Regions from separate parts of the Homo sapiens genome. Here all the other regions are linked to region 2. A link is a contact called in ENCODE Hi-C or POLR2A ChIA-PET data. All regions are on one chromosome and are shown on one strand. Each heading gives the region's core, a stretch centred on a gene start or an enhancer-like site at or near the end of the contact. The rest is flanking DNA. Distances are from core to core; before and after follow the strand shown. Region 1 holds the start of DHX16 (DEAH-box helicase 16). Region 2 holds the start of TCF19 (transcription factor 19). Region 3 holds the start of HCP5 (HLA complex P5). Region 4 holds the start of PRRC2A (proline rich coiled-coil 2A). Region 5 holds the start of MDC1 (mediator of DNA damage checkpoint 1). Region 6 holds the start of DDX39B-AS1 (DDX39B antisense RNA 1). Region 7 holds the start of NRM (nurim).

Region 1 (2,825 bases), core at 175-2,674, 490 kb after region 2:
AGTGCGGTGGCTCACGCCTGTAATCCCAGCACTTTGGGAGGCCGAGACGGGCGGATCATGAGGTCAGGAGTTTGAGACCAGCCTGACCAACATGGTAAAACCCCATCTGTATTAAAAATACAAAAACTAGCTGGGCGTGATGGCATGTGCTTGTCACACTTGTAATTCCAGCTACTCAGGAGGCTGAGGCAGGAGAATCACTTGAACCTGGGAGGCGGAAGTTGCAGTGAGCCGAGATCGTGCCATTGCACTCCAGTCTGGGCAACAGAGCGAGACTCTGTCTCCAAAAAAAAAAAAAAAAATTCTCCTGTCTCAGTCTCCAGAGTAGCTGGGACTACAGGTGCACACCTCCACACCTGGCTAATTTTTTGTAGAGATGGTGGGGTCTCACCCTGTTGCCCAGGCTGGTCTCAAACCCCTGGTCTCAAGATATCCTCCTGCCTCAGCCTCCCAAAGTGCTGGGATTACAGCAAGAGCCACTGCACCTGGCCTTGCTTACTTTTAAATAAGCAGCCACCAGTGATTTTCTCAAGCTGTTAAGCAAAAATGCAGAACACAGTTTGCCTGTTCCTTAGTTTGGAGATTTTGTCTTTAACAACTTTCCCCAGTTCCCCAGTTTCTTCCTGCCTAGAGGTCTTCCCTTATACCTGACCTGTCTTCACTCCTGCTGCAGGCAAACCAGTCCTAGCAACGGTCACTTTTTTGTTTGTTTGAGACAGAGACTTCCTCTGTTGCTCAGGCTGGAGTGCCGTGGTGGGATCTCGGCTCACTGCAAACTCTGCTTCCCATGTTCAAATGATTCTCCTGCCTCAGCCTCCCGAGTGGCTGGGACTACAGGCGCACACCACCACGCCAGGCTAATTTTTATATTTTTAGTAGAGACAGGGTTTCGCCATCTTGGCCAGGCTGGTCTCGAACTCCTGACCTCAGATAATCCGCCCGCCTTGGCCTCCCAAAGTGCTGGGATTACAGGCATGAGCCACCGCGCCCGGCCAACAATGCTAATATGTTTTATGAGCATGGACCCGATCTTCCAATCTGAAATAGAATTTCATTCCTCCCTTACTTTGTATAGTTTTTGGCTCTATAAAATTTCCATACTTTCTTTATTATGTATCCTGTCCCTCCCCCACCGCAAAATGTAAATTTGGTAAGGAACTTTTGATTTGTCCTCTGCTATATCCCAGGGACGGAAAGCAATGAGCACACATTAGGCATCCATTAAATTAATTTCACTTGTTGAATGAATGCGTGAGCGAAGCACTCACAGACTGACCATCAGGGGGCGTCAGAGAAACTGGACAGAGGCGAAATGAAGAAAAAAGAATTACCCCGAGTTTTCAGGTATGGTTCCGCGAGGTTTGAACTCGCTCGGCCACCGTAGTGCTTAGAGGCCGAAAAAGTACAGCCCCTTCCGGGCTCCGCGGTACGGGAAGACAGCTTTGGGATGTCGGAAGATCCTAGAGGTCCCAAGGTAGCTGACTTGCGAAGCTGAGGCTCCAGCCGAGGGCTCCAGGCCTCTGACCGGCCCAGCAGTGAGCGCGGCTGCCCGACGCTTCAGGGCCGGGAGCAGGGAGCGTGAGTCGCCATGGCGACGCCGGCGGGTCTGGAGCGCTGGGTTCAGGACGAGCTGCACTCGGTGTTGGGGCTGAGCGAGCGGCACGTCGCCCAGTTTCTGATCGGTACCGCACAGCGCTGCACCTCTGCCGAGGAGTTCGTGCAGCGCCTACGAGACACTGATACCTTGGATCTCAGTGGGCCGGCCCGGGACTTCGCCCTGAGACTCTGGAACAAGGTGTCGGCAGGGGTGGGGAGGGGCCCTGTGATTTGTCCCGGTGAGGCTGGCCTAACGGTCCATCGAGAAGTTAAGAAAGCTCAGTTCACAAGCACTTATTCTTTGTCCGTTGTCGCGTAGGTACTGTGCTAGCTGCTGGACGCCCAGCTCAGTGGAGAAGATTGAGGAGGGCTTAGGTGTGTCGGGTTAAGCGCAATAGAACGGTGTTTCTCGAACTCTTAACATGCATCCAAGGTTCTTGTTAAAATGCAGATTGCGATTCAGTAGGGATCTTAGTTTCTGCATTTCTTTCTTTCTTTTTTTTTTTTTTGAGAGACACAGTCTCGCTCGCCCCGTCGCCCAGGCTGGAGTGCGGTCGTAAGATCACGGCTCACTACAGCGTCGACCTCCCTGGTTGAAGCGACCCTCCCACCTCATCTTCCCCGGTAGCTGGGACTACGGGCGCGCGCCACCACCCCCGGCTAATATCTTTTATTTTTATTTTTATTTTTAGAGATGAGGCCTTGGTGTGTTGCGCAGGCTGGTCTCTAACTCCTCAGCTCAAGCAATCCTCTCTCAGCCCCCTCAGAGTGCTGAGATTACAGGCGTGAGCCACCATGCCCGGCCCCCCTCATCTTCTGAACTTCCTTTCAGTCGTTTAATTAACAGAGGGGGCCGGGTGCAGTGGCTCACACCTGTAATCCCAGCACCCCGGGAGGCTGAGGCAGGAGGATTACTTGAGCCCAGGAGTTCGAGACCAGCCTGGGCAACATGGCGAAACCTTCGTCCTACAAAAAAATTAAAAATTAGTTGAGCGTGGTAGTGTGCACCTGTGTTTCTAGCTACTTAGGAGCCTGAGGTGGGAGGATCCCTTGAGCCCAAGAGGGACAGAGTGAAACCCTGTCTGTAAAAAAAAATAAAAAACCCCATTCAGGATGATGAAGATGGGGTGAAGCCATGAGGAAGAAAGAGAATGAATGCTGGTTAGCTGGTTTAAAACTAAGTAATTGTGCCCGGGTGTGGTGGCTCATGCCTGTAATCCCAGCACTTT
Region 2 (2,700 bases), core at 120-2,619:
TCCCCACTGTGATATCTTTCTGATGATATCCCAGGTCCTGTATGAGCTAAACGGGACCAAAAAGGGTCAGTCTGGCAGAGAGCTTCTGACTGTGCACACTTCTGGTGGGAAGATGAAGGTCTGGACCACGACCATCCATCCAATCTGATGGGAGTATGGGAGGCAGGCAGCAGGGTCTTGTGGAGACCTTACTCATTCCAGCCTGGCGCTTCAACCACCCAGGGGCAAAGCTGCCCTGCTTAATGCTCACCTTGGCTGCTGTGGTCTTCCAGGCTGACCCTCCAGTCATCACCCCGGGGCTCGGCATGCAGTTCGGCGTGGATCCCAGAGATGAGGCCAGGCTCCTGCTGGGGCCGCAGGGCCACATCACACAGGTCGGCCCTGTGGCCCAAGCGATAGGTGCAGCCAGCCCCGGCGGGGGGGTGGAAGGTGTAGAGATCACCGCCCCTGCCGCCCCCTATGCGCAGCAGTTGGAAGCAGGGCAGCATGGGCGGTGCCCCCTCTGCACCACCTCTTCCACTTCAGGCATCCATTTCCTTTCCCACTCCTGGGCCACGCACCGCTGGCTTAAGTTCGCTTCCCAGTCTGATGCAAACTTGAGTTGTGCTGTATGCGGTTTCAACTTTGAGCACACTACCTGAATAGCCCAAATTCAGAGTGCAAGCAGCCTAGGACTCAATGCAAAATTGGTTAAGCCGACTTGCAAATGAAAAATTCCAGGAAGGTCTCCGTGCAATGCAAACTCAGGAACACGTCCTATGGCACCTCACTTGAGCTGGATCCTCAGATCGCAAAATATTTGGGGAGCCTCCAATCTGCAAGGCAAGGATACTTTAGGCAGCTCCTGTGTGTGTCGGGGTGGCGGGGCGCGGGGAAGGAGGTCCTGTTATACACACGTCTACGTGCAATACGAACACATCACCTCTGTGTAATTCGGAGAAGAGTAGCTTCTTCCTGTCAAACTTGCTTATCCTAATAGAGCACTCCTGCTTGCCTGCGCCCCGATCTTCTGGCCAATCCCTCACTCATAACTGGTTGAACCTCCGAGGGCAATGAATCCACTGTCATCCCCCAAAAGAAAGTGCAAACGAGTCCTTAAGTACTCCAACAAATTGGACCTAAACCCCTACTTCCCGGCTTCTCTAGGTGGGATAAAAACAGGAAGGAGCTCCCCGCGATCATGCAAGGCATACCCGGCCTTTTCCCACTCCGCCCCAGCCCCGTTTCGGATCTACCCGCGCGGCGCAGTCTCCGAGTAGCCTCCTCTTCAAGCAGTGCCAGCCTGTGCGGCGGATCCCGGGACCCCTTGGGCTCCTCGGCAGGAGCCGACGTTGCTGCATCTGTTTGACAGCCAAGAAGCCGGGGCCAGGAGGGGCGCGGCCTCTGCGCGCGGGCAGCGCCTACCCCTCCTTCGGAATTCCCGGGCCCGAACTTCGCGCCGAGCGAGCCCGCCCCCGTGCCGTTCCCGATTGGCCAGCTCATGTGTTCTCTTCCGCGCCATTGGACAGCGCCCCAAGATCTCCCGCCTTCCACTTTTTCTGATTAGTTCACAAGTTTTCCCGGGTTGCCGCAGTGAGGAGGAGCCGCCTGGGCGCGGAGATGCTCCGACGCATTTAGTGGGCCCAAATTTAGACGCCACTGCGCCTGCGTACACCTTTCCCCCTCCTCCCAACAGAGTGAAATAGGACTTTAGGGCGCCCGCCTTGCGCAGGCGCGGTCAGGGGCAGAGGCGGGGCCGGGAGCGAGGCGTAGGGGGTGTGGCCAAAGCGCAGTAGGGGGCTCTCGCGGTTGGTAAGGGACGTTCGGGAAGAGTCGGTTGGGGGCGGGAAGGGGCTGAGCGGGGGTCCTGGGAGGGTTCAAGGGGTCCAAAGGGGAAGGGGGTACAGGGGCCAGGTGAAGGGACAGATGAAGAGATCAGAACAGCCTTAGAGCTCACGGGCTAACTGGGTGAAGCCTCGGGTATCTAGGGGAGCAGTGGTGGGAGAGTAGAGCCGGCTAGCGTACAGGGGGCGAGGGCAGGCTATTGAGAGATGGGGGTGAGGGTCAGGACCAGAATAATTCCTTCAGAAAAAGGTAGATTAGGTTGTAAAAAGGGACGGGAGTAGGGATCCCAGATTCGGGTAAAAAATAGATTAATGAGGGTGGGAGGGTGGGAGGAAGATCTTAAAGTGCCCACTATGTGTTAGGACTCGAGAAAGAGGAGGCGGGCAGCAGGCATGGAAGCTAAGGGGATAGTAGAGAGAAGCTGAGAGAACAGCCGCAGGAAAGATTTGAATAAGATGTCAGGACGCTGGCTTTTCTGCCTGGGGATCTAGGCGGCCTGGATTCCCAAGGTCTTGGGGAGGGTCTAGCCCTGCATGTGGCCACATTCAGCTGGGGCCAGGCCTTGGGCCAGCACTTTAACAGGGAAGGACCCAAGAGTCATGGCCTGCTGGTGTCTGGATGGGCTTCCCTCAGGCCTTGCTGAGCCATGGAGAGAACTCTGGAGATGGCGCTCAAGACCCCTGCACTGTGTACCTCCTTTCTCACCTCTGGCCAGGAGCAGCAGGGACCATAGAAACTTAAGGAGGAGGGTAGAGGCACTGCCCAGAATCCTGAAAGTATGAGTAAAGCCTCAGAGCCCCTCTCAGTCTGTCTCTTTCAGTAAATTCTCTCCACTTGATAGTTGCTTGGGTTCCATGAGGAACCAGGTTGAGACAA
Region 3 (2,700 bases), core at 103-2,602, 300 kb before region 2:
GCTCTCAGACCCTCAGCCAGCACCACTCTCTGGGGGCTGTTGATATTCCTGATCCACAGGCTTGGCACTGCTCTCCGTGCAGTATCTTCGTGGGGGACCCACTTGACAGCGAAGGAGGTGCAGTGTGGCCATGCTGTGGGACCCACTGGTCCTATCACCATCTGCACCAACCAAGGGCTGCTGGCCATAAAGAATGTTGAAAAGAGCTTCTATAGGCACAGCTCAACGCCAGCTTGCAGGAAGCACTCTGCGGGTGGGAGGGTGCCATCTTTCAGGACATGGTGCATTTTAAAAATCAAAGACATCTCTACAGTTCTGTAATCTCAGTAGGAAGAACACGTGGGTCCAGATACCAAGGGGTGGAAGTGGATGTGGCTCCATATCCCATTCCTTCAACTCACCTGTCGTGGGATTTTGCACTTCTCTCCCAAAACCACACTCTGCAGGGTAGAAGGTCCTGGATTCTAAAGGAGGGTACCCTTAAAAGGGGACAAATGAGTGCCCATTGAACTACACATTACAGCTGCCACAGGGGAATTGGACAGTATGTGTCCAGAGACCAGCGGGTGAGAAGAGGAGTCCCCTCCTCTCCAGGCACAGGTAATAGATCCTGATCCCCAGGAGGAGGCATGGCTGCTGTCACACAATGAGGGTAGGAGGAGTTCGTGTGGAACCCAGGGATCCCCTTGGGGGCCTCCTGGTTCCCCTTGTCCCATTGTAAGTGTGAGGAGAATCGTCCAGCCACCCAACCTGAGAGGGTTTGATTTCCAAGAGCCCAGACCCCTCAGGAAGGAAGATTTCAGTCGCATTTCCAGGTAATTTCCCAAGGCCTCGTTCCTGTGCTCTGACATCCTCAGCAGCATTGGTGCAGAGGCCCTACTTCTCTCAGGCTGTTCCCAGCGGGTGATGGGTCACACCAGGGACACCAAAGCAGGACCATTCCTGGGACACAGAGGACTCCTTTGATGGCCAATAGTGGCTGGAGGACTCTTCCACGGCCTTGATCAACTCTCCTTAGATTACCTGTGTTCTAGAATGCATCCAAAACACCTTCTCTCCTTCTGCCCATCACTTGGGGGCACACTTGCATCTCAGTCTATTGCCTTTTCCAGAGTTGTAATGTAAAAATGAGATCATTTCTGCCTTGATTGTAATTGTAATCTGTAATTAAATATATGTGCAGATTTACTCCTCCGGGCGGGCCCCTCGCTCCTTCCCGCAGAGGCTTTTTCCCTCCCGACCCCGCACTCACCTGCCCAGGTCTGGATCAGGGCCACGGCTCCCGAGAACAGCAGGAGGAGGGTTCGGGACTCCATGACCCGCAACCTTGGCGTCTGGGGAGAATCTGAGTCCCGGTGGGCCGGCGAGGACTTTAGAACCAGGAACCGCGGCGACACTGATTGGCTGATCTAGGAACCCAACACCCAATGGAAGTGAGAACTGAGGCCGCATCATGAGTATCCAGGTAAAAGGACCTGACACAGGTTGGGAAAGGTGGAAGAGAGAGAGCGGAGCTCGGGAAACCCCAAAGCTGAGCCGGCCCATCCCAGGCACCGCCCTCGGGGCCTGAAGCCCAGAGAGCCAAGCTCCGGGCCCTGGGACTTGGCTCTTACCCCCTTCTTTTATATCAAACGCTCTGTCTCAATGTCTCCCCGAATCTTGGCCCCGGAGCTGTCTGAGAAACCAGAGAAAAACCCTCAGCATGGGCTCAGTCCCTCTCCCTTCACTTTTCATCCCAGAATCCCCCTCCCTGAACTGGACTTCCTGCCTCCCATTCCTTGCCTGTCCCCCTGGACTCTTCTAGAAGAGAGCTCACCCAGGCAGCTTGATGCCACAGAGTGAGCTTCTCCTGGGAATGGAGGGAAAGACGGGGGTTGTTTTTTCTTTAAATCTGAAAAAGTTGTGCACCTGGGGATTTATGTGGTCTTTTGTCTTTGCAGGTATTTGTTTAGAAACAAAAGAAAGGCAGTTTTTCCATGACTCAGATTAATCTGGAGCAAATCCCTGGAACACTGATCAGCAGTCCCCTTTGACCCCTGCAGCAGTCTTGGGCACTGTGACTTTTTCTCTCAGGCCTTGTTCTCTGACTCATACTCAGTGTGTGTGGGGGTCTGATTCCAGCTCTTCTGAGTCCCTCGGTCTCCACTCAGGTCAGGACCAGAAGTCACTGTTCCTCCCTCAGATACTGGAACTTTCCAAGGAATAGGAGATTATCCCAGGTGCCTGTGTCCAGGCTGGTGTCTGGGTTCTGTGCTCCCTTCCCCACCTCAGGTGTCCTGTCCATTCTCAGGATGGTCACGTGAGTGCTGCTGGAGTGTCCCATGAGGAGTGCAAAGTGCCTGAATTTTCTGATTCTACATTTTTATTTGCCCCAGAGAAAGAATCCACAGTCCACCCTAGGTCCCTCCTAGAAACAAGGGTGTCTGCCTTACAGAAAGATATAAGCGCAGAAGCCTCTGTCTCTATGGAGATGAGGTGTGCCGTCCTCCCAGCACGTGGACATGCGGATGTGCTCACCAACTGGGAAGTTCTCCAAAACTCACTGTCTAGAGGTGTCTATGGAAGTTTCATTGTGTAGGCAAGATTGGTGAAATCATTGGCCATTGATGACTGAGCTCAACTTCCAGCCCCCTTTTCTTCCCCAGAGGATGGGGATGGCAGTGAAAGTTCCAATCCTCTAATCACAGCTGGTGTTTCTGG
Region 4 (2,942 bases), core at 116-2,615, 460 kb before region 2:
ACCTCAAGTATTTGAAATATCCCATCTTTTCCTAAACTTGCTCCTGTATTGGCTCCTGGAAAAAATCGCCTCCAGATGAAATACTGTTTTACCATATGAAGAACTGAGAAAAAGCATTATGGAGCCACCTTAGCACCCTGTAACCATGGGCCAGAAAACAGAGGGCCAAGGCCAGAGCCATCTTCGTTTTCCTATCCTCATTAAAAATGTCCATCACCAGTGTTTCTTTACTCGATACCTCCAGCTCCCTAAGCAAGCCGGACGACAGGTCTCTCAGTCCATTCCAGAGTGACCAGGCATTCGTTTATGGACGGGAACAGTGTAAAGAGATGAGAAATAGTGGGGAAGAAAGCAGGGAAATCCAGACAGGCCCAGAATGAAAGCTAAAATTGGGGAGAAAGAACTTTATGACAAGCTAGAGATAAGATGGATGTTGCTTCGTAGGTGTTTGAGGAGGCCAATCTGTGAAGATAAATATATGAAGGGAAAACGAATACAAGAGTCATGTAGCGAATAGACCAAAACTAACAGAAAATAATGAATACGAAAGCAGGTGGAAAATATATGGAAACAGGAATGGCAAAAAAAAAAAGGATGTAGACAACGAAGTAAGGGGGCAGAGGCCCAAGAAGAAAAACGGGGTTGGGGGAGAAAGGAGACGAGGAACAGGAAAAATGAAAAAGCAGACATAGGGCGACTGAGCAACATAGAAAGCAAAGATGCTGGGATAAAAGCAGGATTCTAGAGTGGGAGTGGCTCGACACGAAGAGGGGCGTCCAGAGGGGGGAACACAGCGCTGGATGATAGGAGGGGGTCCAATATGGAGGAAAAGCGCCCTTCCGAGAGAACCGTCGGGCGCGGCCCACCACCACGGGGCGGCAGCCGGGGAGGGGGCCCACAAATGGGGGTGAAAAGCCAGGAGCGCAGCGGAGGGTAGGGAGTTACGGACCCAGGCGCAGGGGTCACCCCCTGAAGCCAAGACGGTGGGTGGTTAGGGGCAGACTACGGATCCTGAATGAACTGCCGGAGGTGCGGGTCCCGGAGTAGAGGTACCGGAGGGGGAGGGGCAAGCAGGCCCGGCAGCAGGAGGACAAAATGGCGGCGGCTAATGGCAGCTTCTCCTCCCCCCGGCCCACCACCGCCGCCGCCGCCGCCACCGCCACCGCCACCACCTCTCCCGCGCCGGAAAAGGGCGTCAGCGCACGGTTCACCCAGACTCACCTGGCCGGGTGCGCGGGGATCCGGGACCCGGGCCTAGGGGCTCCCCGGGACGGGATGGCGGTGGGGCGGGGGAGGATGGCGGCGGATGGCGCCGGGTTCGGCTCCTCCCGTCTCCCTCGCTCACTCCGCGGCTGAGCCCCGACTAACGGCCCATCCGGGCAACCGCCGCCCCCGGGAGCACCCCCTCCCACCTCCCACCTCCCTCCGCGCCTAGACACGCCCCTTAATTTGCATAAAGGGCGGGGCACTTTCTACCCTAACCCTCTACTTCCAGGGCTGTCTTTAGTTTAAAAAAAAAAAAAAAAGGGCCGGGCGCGCGGAGCATGCGGAGGTTATTTGCATAAAGAGGAGGGACTTAAGGGCACTAGGACCCCGATTGGCTAAGGAGGCGGGCCCCCAGCGTCGGCCGTTGAGCCGTGTTGAGGGGGCGGGAATGCGGTGCAGGTCGGCTGGGCGGTTGGGACGCAGAATTTACACGACGAATGTGGGAGAAAGAGGCGGAGCGTGCGTCGGACGTTAGTAGAAAGATGGGAGCGGAGAGACGTTGGGACGCCAAAAGTGGAAGGCAACGACACACGGCCCGTGGCGCCTTCAGCTAGGGAGAAAGAGAGAGAGGACGGGGGCTGGCGGGCGGGATTAGCTGCCGGAGGGCTGAGTTTCCGCAGGCCTGGTAAGAGTTCCAGCTCTCGCATCCCTTTGCCGTGAGTTTGAGGAGGTGGTTGGAGCGGGGAAATGCACCAGAGGGGCGGGGCCTTCCAGTTATTATATTACGTCATGCAAATGAGGTGGCTAGACAGACCAATCCAAAGGCCCCGGGAAGCGTTTCGTCCGCACCACGCAGCGTAGGCATTCTTCGGGCAGTTCTACCTATTTGCATAATGTATGCAAATCATTTGAACAAAGATAGGCTAGGAATGACTCGTTCATCAAAATATGGGCAACCATCGACTAAGACGGACATTTAATTTTATAACCTATAATTTTCATGAATAAATTTTTATATTTGAAATTATTGGGAATTTGTAATTTCTTAACAATGGGTTTCATTTTGTGAAATGCAGTACTGTTACCCTCCTTTGTCTCTTACTACCCGATTCTAGAACTCTCTGCTCCCATCAGAGTTATACCCATTCAACAGATCATTCAATGACTATGATTTGAAGGCGCTGGAGATAATGCACAGGATATTATAGAAGTAGAGAAATAAGGCCTGGCGCGGTGGCTCACGCCTGTAATCCCAGCACTTTGGGAGGCCTAGGCAGGTGGATCACGAGATCAGGAGTTCAAGACCAGCCTGGCCAACATGATGAAACCCCATTTCTACTAAAAATACAAAAATTTGCCCTACGTGGTGGCGGGCGCCTGTAATCCCAACTACTCGGGAAGCTGAGGCAGAGAATTCCTTGAACCAGGGAGGCGGAGGTTGCACTCCAGCCTGGGTGACAGAGCAAGACTACGTCTCAAAAAAAAAAAAAAAAAAAAAAAAAAAAGAAGGATGGGCGCGGTGGCTCACGCCTGTAATCCCAGCACTTTGGGAGGCTCAGGCGGGCGGATCACCTGAGGTCACGAGTTCGAGACCAGCCTGACCAACATGGAGAAACCCCGTCTCTACTAAAAATACAATTACCCAGGCGTGGTGGCGCATGCCTATGATCCCAGCTACTCGGGAGGCTGAGTCGGGAGAATCGCTTGAACCTGGGAGGCGGAGGTTGTGGTGAGCC
Region 5 (2,772 bases), core at 125-2,624, 440 kb after region 2:
TTATAGTTACCATTTTCTTCATGTCTTATTGTGAGATAAAATAGGCCGGGCGCAGTGGCTTACGCCTGTAATCCCAGCACATTGGGAGGCCCAGGCGGGAGAATCACCTGAGGTCCGGAGTTTGAGACCAGACTGACCAACATGGAGAAACCCCGTCTCTACTAAAAATACAAAATTAGCCGGGCGTGGTAGCGCATGCCTGTAATCCCAGCTACTCGGGAGGCTGAGACAGGAGAATTGCTTGAACCCAGAAGGCGGAGGTTGCGGTGAGTCGAGATCGCGCCATTGCACTCCAGCCTAGGCAACAAGAGCGAAAGTCCGTCTCAAAAAATAAAATATAGATGGCCGCATGCGGTGGTTTACGCCTGTAATCCCACCACTTTGAGAGGCCGAGGCGGGCGGATCACCTGAGGTCAGAAGTTCGAGACCAGCCTGACCAACATGGAGAAACCACGTCTCTACTAAAAATACAAAAATAAGCTGGGCGTGGTGGCGCATGCCTGTAATCCCAGCTACTTGGGAGGTTGAGGCAGGAGAATCGCTTGAACCTGGGAGGCAGAGGTTGCGGTGAGTCGAGATCGCGCCATTGCACTCCAGCCTGGGCAACAAGAGCAAAACTCCATCTCAAAAAATAGATAAATTAGTTAATTAAAAAATAAAAATAAATGATTTTATGATCCTTCCCTCGCCCCTCGAAAGGTGGGGACAGCCTTTAAGACAGAGAGCAAACCAGTTTTCTCTGTTCGACTACAGATCTTTAGGATCTTGGATTTAAGAAAATGACCTCAAAATGTCCGTCAGAGACGTATTCCCAGGAAGAAAGATATTACTTCTACTACAAACCAAATCAAAAGGAAATGAAATTCCAATGCAACAGGAGTGAACTGCCACGCCTACGGGCTGTTCTCCAAACTGCAGCCTCCAGCCACGACTGCAACGCGCAACCCACTTTCATTTCTCATGAGTCAGCGGACACCATGTCTAGGAGGACCGAGGAAAGGCGCTCTGGCCTTACCAGACACGTCGGACGTCTATGACACAGCCCCTCTATCCGTTGCCGGCAGCTGGCGCCAGACTCTCTGGTCGCGGTTTGGAACTGCGCGGGAAGTGGGTGGTGGGCGGGCAAGCGGTAGTGGGTTGTCCCTTGGAGCTGCCCAATCGACGTGCATTATTCTGTTGGCGCACGGCGGCCTTCAATTACCGTCTCATTAACTGATCTCAGCAGCCTGGGAGACACCACCTATTTGAACTCTAAGGGGGCGGGGCTTTGGGTGTGCCTCCGCTCGACTGGCTGCGGTTGTGAAAGACAGCGGCAGAAGCCAATCAGCAAATAAGCTCTTTTTCGGCACACGCAGTCGCTCCACCTGGGTCGCGACCGTTACTGGTGGCGCGCGCGGGGACTTAAAGTAGGTGAGTTCTAGGGGCCTGGCCCACGGCTCCCCGGGAGCCATCTTGGTTCCCCCAGAAGGCGGGAGGGGCGTACCTTGGGTGCGACTGGGCGGAGGTGACTTGGAAGTTCGCTTCTCGGACTGTAATACTCATCCTTACCTGGCGCCCCGCTCCGAGTTTAGGTATGAAGACACAGGGAGACGTCGGGCCACAAGGGAACCCACTGAGGTGGGGACCAAAGATGGTGGCTCTTTGAATTGGAGCCAAGCGTGGTGGGCACCCGCTGAGTTGGCCTGTCATAAAGACGGAGTTGACACTTTATCCATGGGGCATCCTACTTTCCCTACCTGTCAACAGTTTCCCTCTAGAGTGGCATATTTTCAGGTGAATTCCATTTATGCTATTTTCTTTCCATCTCATTTGTTCCTTCATCAGTAGGCTCGGTGATGAGCCTTCCCGAGGGCAGGGTCGATTTCATGTTTGGTTCACAGATGTATACCAAATACTTCAAACAGGTATACCATAACCATTGAATGAATATGATGGACCCTAGGGGAAAGACACGGTTCCCCTAATCCAGTCCTGGAGGTGGGTGAGTGTGAAGGCAGAAATGGAAAGTAATGGTTACAATATAGCGAGAGATCTTAGAGTAAGCACAAATCCATTGACCACTGTGGAACAGGCAGGATACACCAGGAACACGAGAAGGCAGGGAACACGCCAGGAAAGGGTTTGCTGAGAAAGTGACATTTGAGGCCGGGCGCGGTTGCTCACTGCTGTAATCCCAACACTTTGGGTGGCCAAGGTGGGCGGATCACCTGAGGTCAGGAGCTCGAGACCGTGGTGAAACCCCGTCTCTACTAAAAATACAAAAATTAGCCAGGCGTGATGCCGGGCGCCTGTAATCCCAGCTGCTCGGGAGGCTGAGGCAGGAGAATCGCTTGAAGCCTGGAGGCAGAGGTTGCAGTGAGCCAAGATAGCACCACTGCAGTCCAGCCTGGACGACAGAGCGAGATTCCATCTCAAAAAAAAAAAAAAGAAAGAAAGTGACATTTGAACTGAATCTTAAAGGATGGTAGAAGTTGGACCAGAAAACTAGGTGGGAAAAAGCCAAGGAATTGGGCTAAGGCATGAAGATGTGGGAAGACAAGAACAGTGTGTTCGAAGACTGGGGAAAATGTCTGGCTGAACCATAGGCTTTTGCGGGCGAGGGGTAGGCGTTACAAGATGTGAAGTTCAGATCATGGAGGGTCTCGCTAAGGAGTTTAGATTTTATTCTGTGTGCACGAAAAACCATCAAGATTTTAGAGGAGAGACATCTGAGTGATTTGGGGCAAGTCTTAACCTTATATATGCTTATGTATGTTTCAAGGAGATCTGAAA
Region 6 (2,700 bases), core at 165-2,664, 380 kb before region 2:
AAATTTTTTGTAGAGATGGGGTCTCACTTGCCCAGGCTGGTCTGAAACTCCTGGGCTCAAGCAATCCTTCGGGCTCGGCTTCCTCAAGGGTTGGGTTACAGGCCTGAGCCACTGCACCCTGACCACTTATCGATACTTGACATTATATTTGTGTTTATGTGTTTTCTTTCCTGTAATGTAAACACTGTGAGAACAGGGCTGTTCACCGTTGTGTCCCCAGATCCTAGGACAACATGTGGCACAAGGGAGGCAGTTGATAAATACTTTTGAATAAATTAAATGATACTTGGGAAAATACCTTCTATGACACCATTCTTGAATTAGTTACTTCATTTGTCACTGAAGACAAGCTTACTTCACCAAGAATTTGAACCAATAAGGTAACCTGCAGTGTATTTACTAACCAGATTCTTTGAGCAGGGAGGCAGAATACAATAGAGAATGAGAGATGTTTGCATCCTGGCTGTAACCTCACCAGCCGTACTGCTTGAGATATGTTGCTTTGCTTCGCTTCTGTCAATAAGATGAGAATAACGGTACCTACTCCTTAGTATTAAATGATTAAGTATGTTAACAGGGAGAGGGCCAAACGTTTGTTGTTTTATTACACAGCAGGACATCAGGTCTTACTTTTGTAGCTCCCCATCTCAAAGACGGGGATAGCAAATGTTTCATTCAGGAAAAAAATCCAGGTTGAACAATGGGGCTGTTGGGGCGGGGCCAAGAACATTCTGCTCGAATTAACAGTATTAATGGGCCGGGCGCGGTGGCTCACGCCTGTAATCCCAGCACTCTGGGAGGCCGAAGTGGGTGGATCACCTGAGGTCATACATGGGTGAAGCCCCGTCTCTACTAAAAAAACAAAAATTTGCTGGGCGTGGTGGCGGGCGCCTGTAATCCTAGCTACTCGGGAGGCTGAGGCAGGAGAATCGCTTGAACCCGGGAAGCAGCGGTTGCAGTGAGCCGAGATCAGGACATTGCACTCCCGCCTGGGCGACAGGGCGAGACTCTGTCTCAAAACAAAAACAAAAACAGTATTAATGGAATGTAGTATAACCCTCAAGCCCTACTATTAACACTTGGGGCCGAATCCAGACCCCGTCTTCCCGCTCGGATTCAGAACACCTTCCTGACTCACTGGCCCTAGGGCATCAGCTACCTCGGACAGCATCCTTTTGGGAAAATACCGCCCACCAGCCCCACGACTGGGAAAGAGTCGGGAAACACCCCCGAGCAATCCAGTTCCCTGAGACTTCCCTCCTCCCTCCCCTCAGCTAGGGCCTGCCGGTTCCTAGTGCGTGCCCAGCAGTCCTCAGGTCACCTTCACTACCGGGCCAAGGACCCCGTGGGAACTCGCAGCCTTCGCCACACTCGTTCCTCGCGCATCCATGGAGGGGTGCCTACAGAGAAGACCTGCGTGGCAAAAACCTAAACGAAGAGATGAGGGGCATGGAGAGGAGTAGGATAAGAGAATAAAGATAACAGTGGGGGGGAGACGTTAGTTTCCTTTATATCTTTTGTTACTGGCGGTAGCAGTGAAGTTAGAAACGGTTTTAAAACAAATTTCAGACAGGCATTTTCCAAAGGCAAGCCTGGAGCGCACGGATCTGTATAACCGCGGAAGGCCCTGTTTCCGGTCCCTTGCGCCTGCGCTCTTGCAGCCAAGAAGGCGGGAGGCTGGAGTAGAGGGAAGCCTGCAACCGGAAGTGAAGGCAGATTTCCCTCCTTCGTCGCTGTTGCTGCCGCCATACGCGCTCTCCCTGTTTAGGTAAGCTTTGGCCTTCGCTACAATCCGTTTCCATCTGCGCTTCTCCGCACCCATCCCGTCACATGGGTTCCTGATACCCTTTTCACAGGCGATGGTCTGGTCGCTGGGGCCTAGTTGGTTCGCTATTTCCTTAGCTTGCATCCCTTTCGAGAGCAAAGAGCTCCTGGGGGAAGGAAGGGAAGCTAAGGGGGGACCCAATCCAAGATGGTGTCCTCGGCGCCATTGTGTTCGTTTTGCTCCCTTCTTCCAATGGGTTCTTCTCATATTGGAGGCCTCAGCATCAATGAGAGGCGGCGCTCGGCGTCCCTTGGTCTTGGTATTTGCGGAGGGCGGGGCTCTTCTCACCTTCCTTGTCCTTTCTTGAGCTCTTTCTCGGCCCTCGGTGGGACTGGGAGGAGGAGCTGGTTTCTGGGCCCAGTTGGATTTTTCTCACCTTGACTTGCCCAACTTAATTTGGAGTGCCTTCCAAGTGTTTACGATACGATTGGTGTCATTGTATGTTTCTCCAAAAGGAGTCTCACCTTCGTAGCGTAACAGTGATGTGAGACCACTTGGTAAAGATCCTGTTAAAGCCTGGGCGGGGATTGCCTTTCTCTGTCACCTATTAGCTTTCTTATTGTAGGGTGGAGACATGAATTTTGTTTTTTTGTGGCCGAGCCATTTGTCTTGCACCGCCCCTCCCCCCCATGCTAATTACACAAGGCTTGCTTAAACAGCGGAAGGGAGGATACTGAGAAGTGGGAGGCTGAGAGCTATGGGAGGTGGACGGCGGCCATATGATGTTTTCTTTTCGAAAGGTGAGCGCTTTGCGCAGTGATGACCCTCATCTATCACCCTTGACTGATGGCTGCTGAGTTAGGCATCCATAACGGTGGGATTATAATAGGGAAAGCGGAGTCTTCCTTTGAGGACTTTTCAGGACTCTACTTGTC
Region 7 (2,700 bases), core at 186-2,685, 470 kb after region 2:
TGGTCCTAGCAGGAAATGAATAGCACAGTGAAATTAGGATAATTTGGGGGAGAGTTTAATAAAGTGATAATTACAAAGAAGTAGGCAGGGTGTAGGGAAATCAGAAAGAATAGTGCAGTGCCTTAGTACCCACAGCTCTGTTGTGATCACCTCCAAGCTCAAAAAGATGAGGACAGAGCAGTCGTGTAGAGAGGACTTTCTTTTTTTTTTTTTCTTTTCTTTTTTTTTTTTTTTTTTTTTGAGATGGAGTCTTGCTCTGTCGCCCAGGCTGGAGTGCAGTGGCGCGATCTCGGCTCACTGCAAGCTCTGCCTCCCGGGTTCACGCCATTCTTCTGCCTCAGCCTCCTGAGCAGCTGTGACTACAAGCGCCCGCCACCGCGCCCGGCTAATTTTTTTTGTATTTTTAGTAGAGACGGGGTTTCACCGTGGTCTCGATCTCCTGACCTCGTGATCCACCCGCCTCGGCCTCCCAAACTGCTGGGATTACAGGCGTGAGCCACCGCGCCCGGCGAGAGGACTTTCTCAATAAAAACTGTGACTTTCATTGATACCGTCCATTTGGGACAACTTACTGAAGCAGAAAGCAGGGTGGAGACTGAATTCAAGGGAAAACATAAGATGTCTGGTACAGCATACAACAGCATTGATTCAGAGGAGGGTGGGAGTACTGAGCCCAGGAGACGGAGAAGGAATGTAAAGCCTGCGAGAGGCTGCTCAGCAATTATCTGGTCCCTTAGCCTACAGGATTAGCAGCTTCCTAACTCAGGCAATTATCTCTCTGGACCTGTTTCTTCTATCTATAAGTTGATGGAATTAGTCTAATGATATCTAAGGTCCCTACTATGTGTACGTCTACTGTGACAAGGTCCTTAGCTGCATGATCTTTAATTCTGACAAAGGTTACTATCACAAATATTTTAACATGTTTATTCTCGTGGTTACTAATCAACAATCTCTGGCACTATTACAACAAACCTTTCAGTATTTACAGAGAAGTTATTTGCCATTCTTAGCAACTGGCCAGTCAACAACTCAACTTTATAGTAAGTTACAGAATTTATTCTGTATATTGTATTCTGTACAATGTATTCCATACATTAATTTATTTTGTGGTAAAACAGTAACTTTTCATTTTAGATGGGAAAACTAGACGAGCTGAGATTCAACCCACGTGAGCGGCTGCAGAGCCGCTACCCTTAACAGCTCTCTCTCGGGATTCTAACATTCCCTTCTGTGACGGAGAGACAGCAGGCCGGGACACGCATCCCAGGACGGATCCACAGCTGGATGGGGAAGGCTGCGCCAGGCGGGCCGGAAGCCTGGCGGTGGCGTGCAGGAGCCCCGCCCTCCTGGGCTGGATTCAGCCGGGGGCGGGGCCGCGGGCGGGGCCTGTGGCAGCGGGAATCCCGACCCCGCCCCTTTCCCCACCCCTCCATTTCTCGCCATGGCCCCTGCACTGCTCCTGATCCCTGCTGCCCTCGCCTCTTTCATCCTGGCCTTTGGCACCGGAGTGGAGTTCGTGCGCTTTACCTCCCTTCGGCCACTTCTTGGAGGGATCCCGGAGTCTGGTGGTCCGGGTGAGCGGGAGGGATCGAGGATGAACTGGGAGGAGGAAGGTGGAGCCGTAGGAGAGGGATTGAGGGCGGGGCTTGGAAACAAATGACAGGGGAAGTCCAAGAGAGGGAACTCGAACCTTGAAAGCGGCCGAGAAGCTACAGGGGAGGGAGACCTGAGTTCTAAATTAGGAACTCAAGGATTAGAGTTTTGGAGAGGCGGGAGAGTGAGGACTGAGGGAGCCGAAAAGGGCGGTGACCGGAGTATTCTAAGTAAAGTGTTTTGTAGAGAGGACTGTTGAGAGGAGAGTGTTAAAAAGAAGGAGCATTTGGAGAACCGAAGTAAGAGGGGCAATCCAGCGTGGCCTCTCCAGCCATGCTTTTTGCAACTGCCTAACATGTGGTGTTCTATAAATCCTCTTCCCCAGGTTTGCAGGAGGCCTAGGGAAGAGGGCAGAAACTAGGGATGGAAAAGTGAGATGGGCACAGCCTAGAGAGGAAGCATTAAGGCTCTTGAAAGCAGTAAGGGACATGGCCTGGGGATCCAAGAGGAGATGAGGGTGGGGGAAACATTCTGCCACTGTTTCGATCTTTTGTCTCTTTTTCCCTCAACTTCCTGTAGATGCCCGCCAGGGATGGCTGGCTGCCCTGCAGGACCGCAGCATCCTTGCCCCCCTGGCATGGGATCTGGGGCTCCTGCTTCTATTTGTTGGGCAGCACAGCCTCATGGCAGCTGAAAGAGTGAAGGCATGGACATCCCGGTACTTTGGGGTCCTTCAGAGGTCACTGTATGTGGCCTGCACTGCCCTGGCCTTGCAGGTATGAGGCCCTGGCCTTGCAGGTATGAAATCCTGGCAGTTGAGTCCCCAAGGGAGACCAAGTGTGGGAGGGGTGCCGTGGATTGGAGGGGCAAAATATGGGTTCAGGAGGAGAATTGAGGAACTAATCTCAGCTTCCATTCCTCCACAGCACATATCCTACTTTTTATCAAGAAGGGTGTACTTGTCCTTCCCTAAGCACAAGATATGCTTCTCACCTCTGCAACTTTGTTTATGTCCTGCTTGAGATCCCTTCTCTTCAGTCCTACCCTTTCTTCAAAACCACTTCCCTAGGTCTGAAGAGAAGGCCTTGTCTGTCTTTTCACTGG

What was found. Hi-C counts contacts between places; a loop is a spot of excess contacts on that map. ChIA-PET counts read pairs that join two places held with the same protein, here RNA polymerase II (POLR2A). Pooled maps may share reads with other maps.
Region 1: a loop to region 2 is called in a pooled map, with 2.8 times the contacts of the local background. The contact joins the promoter of DHX16 here to the promoter of TCF19 in region 2. A Hi-C loop is called at or near these places in 1 of 168 maps with a recorded cell type or tissue (naive thymus-derived CD4-positive, alpha-beta T cell), 1 of 37 single-sample maps with no recorded cell type and 8 of 50 pooled maps.
Region 3: a map of B cell shows a loop between it and region 2 (2.8-fold over the local background). The contact joins the promoter of HCP5 here to the promoter of TCF19 in region 2. A Hi-C loop is called at or near these places in 1 of 168 maps with a recorded cell type or tissue (B cell) and 11 of 50 pooled maps. POLR2A ChIA-PET finds 5 or more read pairs at or near these places in 2 of 52 experiments (OCI-LY7 and activated CD4-positive, alpha-beta T cell).
Region 4: a map of naive thymus-derived CD4-positive, alpha-beta T cell shows a loop between it and region 2 (19-fold over the local background). The contact joins the promoter of PRRC2A here to the promoter of TCF19 in region 2. A Hi-C loop is called at or near these places in 1 of 168 maps with a recorded cell type or tissue (naive thymus-derived CD4-positive, alpha-beta T cell), 1 of 37 single-sample maps with no recorded cell type and 8 of 50 pooled maps. POLR2A ChIA-PET finds 5 or more read pairs at or near these places in 1 of 52 experiments (H1).
Region 5: a loop to region 2 is called in a pooled map, with 12 times the contacts of the local background. The contact joins the promoter of MDC1 here to the promoter of TCF19 in region 2. A Hi-C loop is called at or near these places in 2 of 37 single-sample maps with no recorded cell type and 10 of 50 pooled maps. POLR2A ChIA-PET finds 5 or more read pairs at or near these places in 2 of 52 experiments (H1 and activated T-cell).
Region 6: a loop to region 2 is called in a map with no recorded cell type, with 36 times the contacts of the local background. The contact joins the promoter of DDX39B-AS1 here to the promoter of TCF19 in region 2. A Hi-C loop is called at or near these places in 3 of 37 single-sample maps with no recorded cell type and 10 of 50 pooled maps. POLR2A ChIA-PET finds 5 or more read pairs at or near these places in 4 of 52 experiments (BJ, HCT116, HEK293 and 1 more).
Region 7: a loop to region 2 is called in a pooled map, with 5 times the contacts of the local background. The contact joins the promoter of NRM here to the promoter of TCF19 in region 2. A Hi-C loop is called at or near these places in 1 of 168 maps with a recorded cell type or tissue (naive thymus-derived CD4-positive, alpha-beta T cell), 1 of 37 single-sample maps with no recorded cell type and 8 of 50 pooled maps. POLR2A ChIA-PET finds 5 or more read pairs at or near these places in 1 of 52 experiments (activated T-cell).

What each region holds. Positions count from the first base shown.
Region 1 is chr6:30,671,605-30,674,429 of GRCh38, reverse strand. DHX16 (DEAH-box helicase 16) reads left to right here and starts at 1,424. Exons shown (of 20, transcript NM_003587.5): 1 at 1,424-1,795. The coding sequence starts at 1,589. RefSeq lists an enhancer at 1,113-1,709.
Region 2 is chr6:31,157,258-31,159,957 of GRCh38, reverse strand. It overlaps TCF19 (transcription factor 19), which reads right to left and starts at 1,369. Exons shown (of 4, transcript NM_007109.3): 1 at 1,236-1,369; 2 at 251-1,061. The coding sequence starts at 488. It overlaps CCHCR1 (coiled-coil alpha-helical rod protein 1), which reads left to right and starts at 2,156. Exons shown (of 18, transcript NM_001105564.2): 1 at 2,156-2,573. The coding sequence starts at 2,358. RefSeq lists a silencer at 507-690 and enhancers at 1,914-2,414, 2,415-2,700.
Region 3 is chr6:31,461,832-31,464,531 of GRCh38, reverse strand. HCP5 (HLA complex P5) reads right to left here and starts at 1,352. Exons shown (of 2, transcript NR_040662.1): 1 at 1,253-1,352; 2 at 1-1,161. It also overlaps the pseudogene HLA-X. RefSeq lists enhancers at 1,286-1,580, 858-2,057.
Region 4 is chr6:31,619,138-31,622,079 of GRCh38, reverse strand. It overlaps PRRC2A (proline rich coiled-coil 2A), which reads right to left and starts at 1,365. Exons shown (of 31, transcript NM_004638.4): 1 at 1,222-1,365.
Region 5 is chr6:30,715,883-30,718,654 of GRCh38, reverse strand. It overlaps MDC1 (mediator of DNA damage checkpoint 1), which reads left to right and starts at 1,374. Exons shown (of 15, transcript NM_014641.3): 1 at 1,374-1,410. RefSeq lists enhancers at 482-1,229, 1,978-2,725.
Region 6 is chr6:31,541,018-31,543,717 of GRCh38, reverse strand. DDX39B-AS1 (DDX39B antisense RNA 1) reads right to left here and starts at 1,414. Exons shown (of 2, transcript NR_133675.1): 1 at 1,322-1,414; 2 at 580-1,009. It overlaps DDX39B (DExD-box helicase 39B), which reads left to right and starts at 1,715. Exons shown (of 11, transcript NM_004640.7): 1 at 1,715-1,768. It overlaps ATP6V1G2-DDX39B (ATP6V1G2-DDX39B readthrough (NMD candidate)), which reads left to right. Exons shown (of 13, transcript NR_037853.1): 3 at 1,570-1,768. It overlaps SNORD84 (small nucleolar RNA, C/D box 84), which reads left to right and starts at 2,540; the gene lies at 2,540-2,617. RefSeq lists a silencer at 1,058-1,973 and enhancers at 1,287-2,208, 1,086-2,285.
Region 7 is chr6:30,689,719-30,692,418 of GRCh38, reverse strand. It overlaps NRM (nurim), which reads left to right and starts at 1,435. Exons shown (of 4, transcript NM_001384369.1): 1 at 1,435-1,577; 2 at 2,176-2,372. The coding sequence starts at 1,445.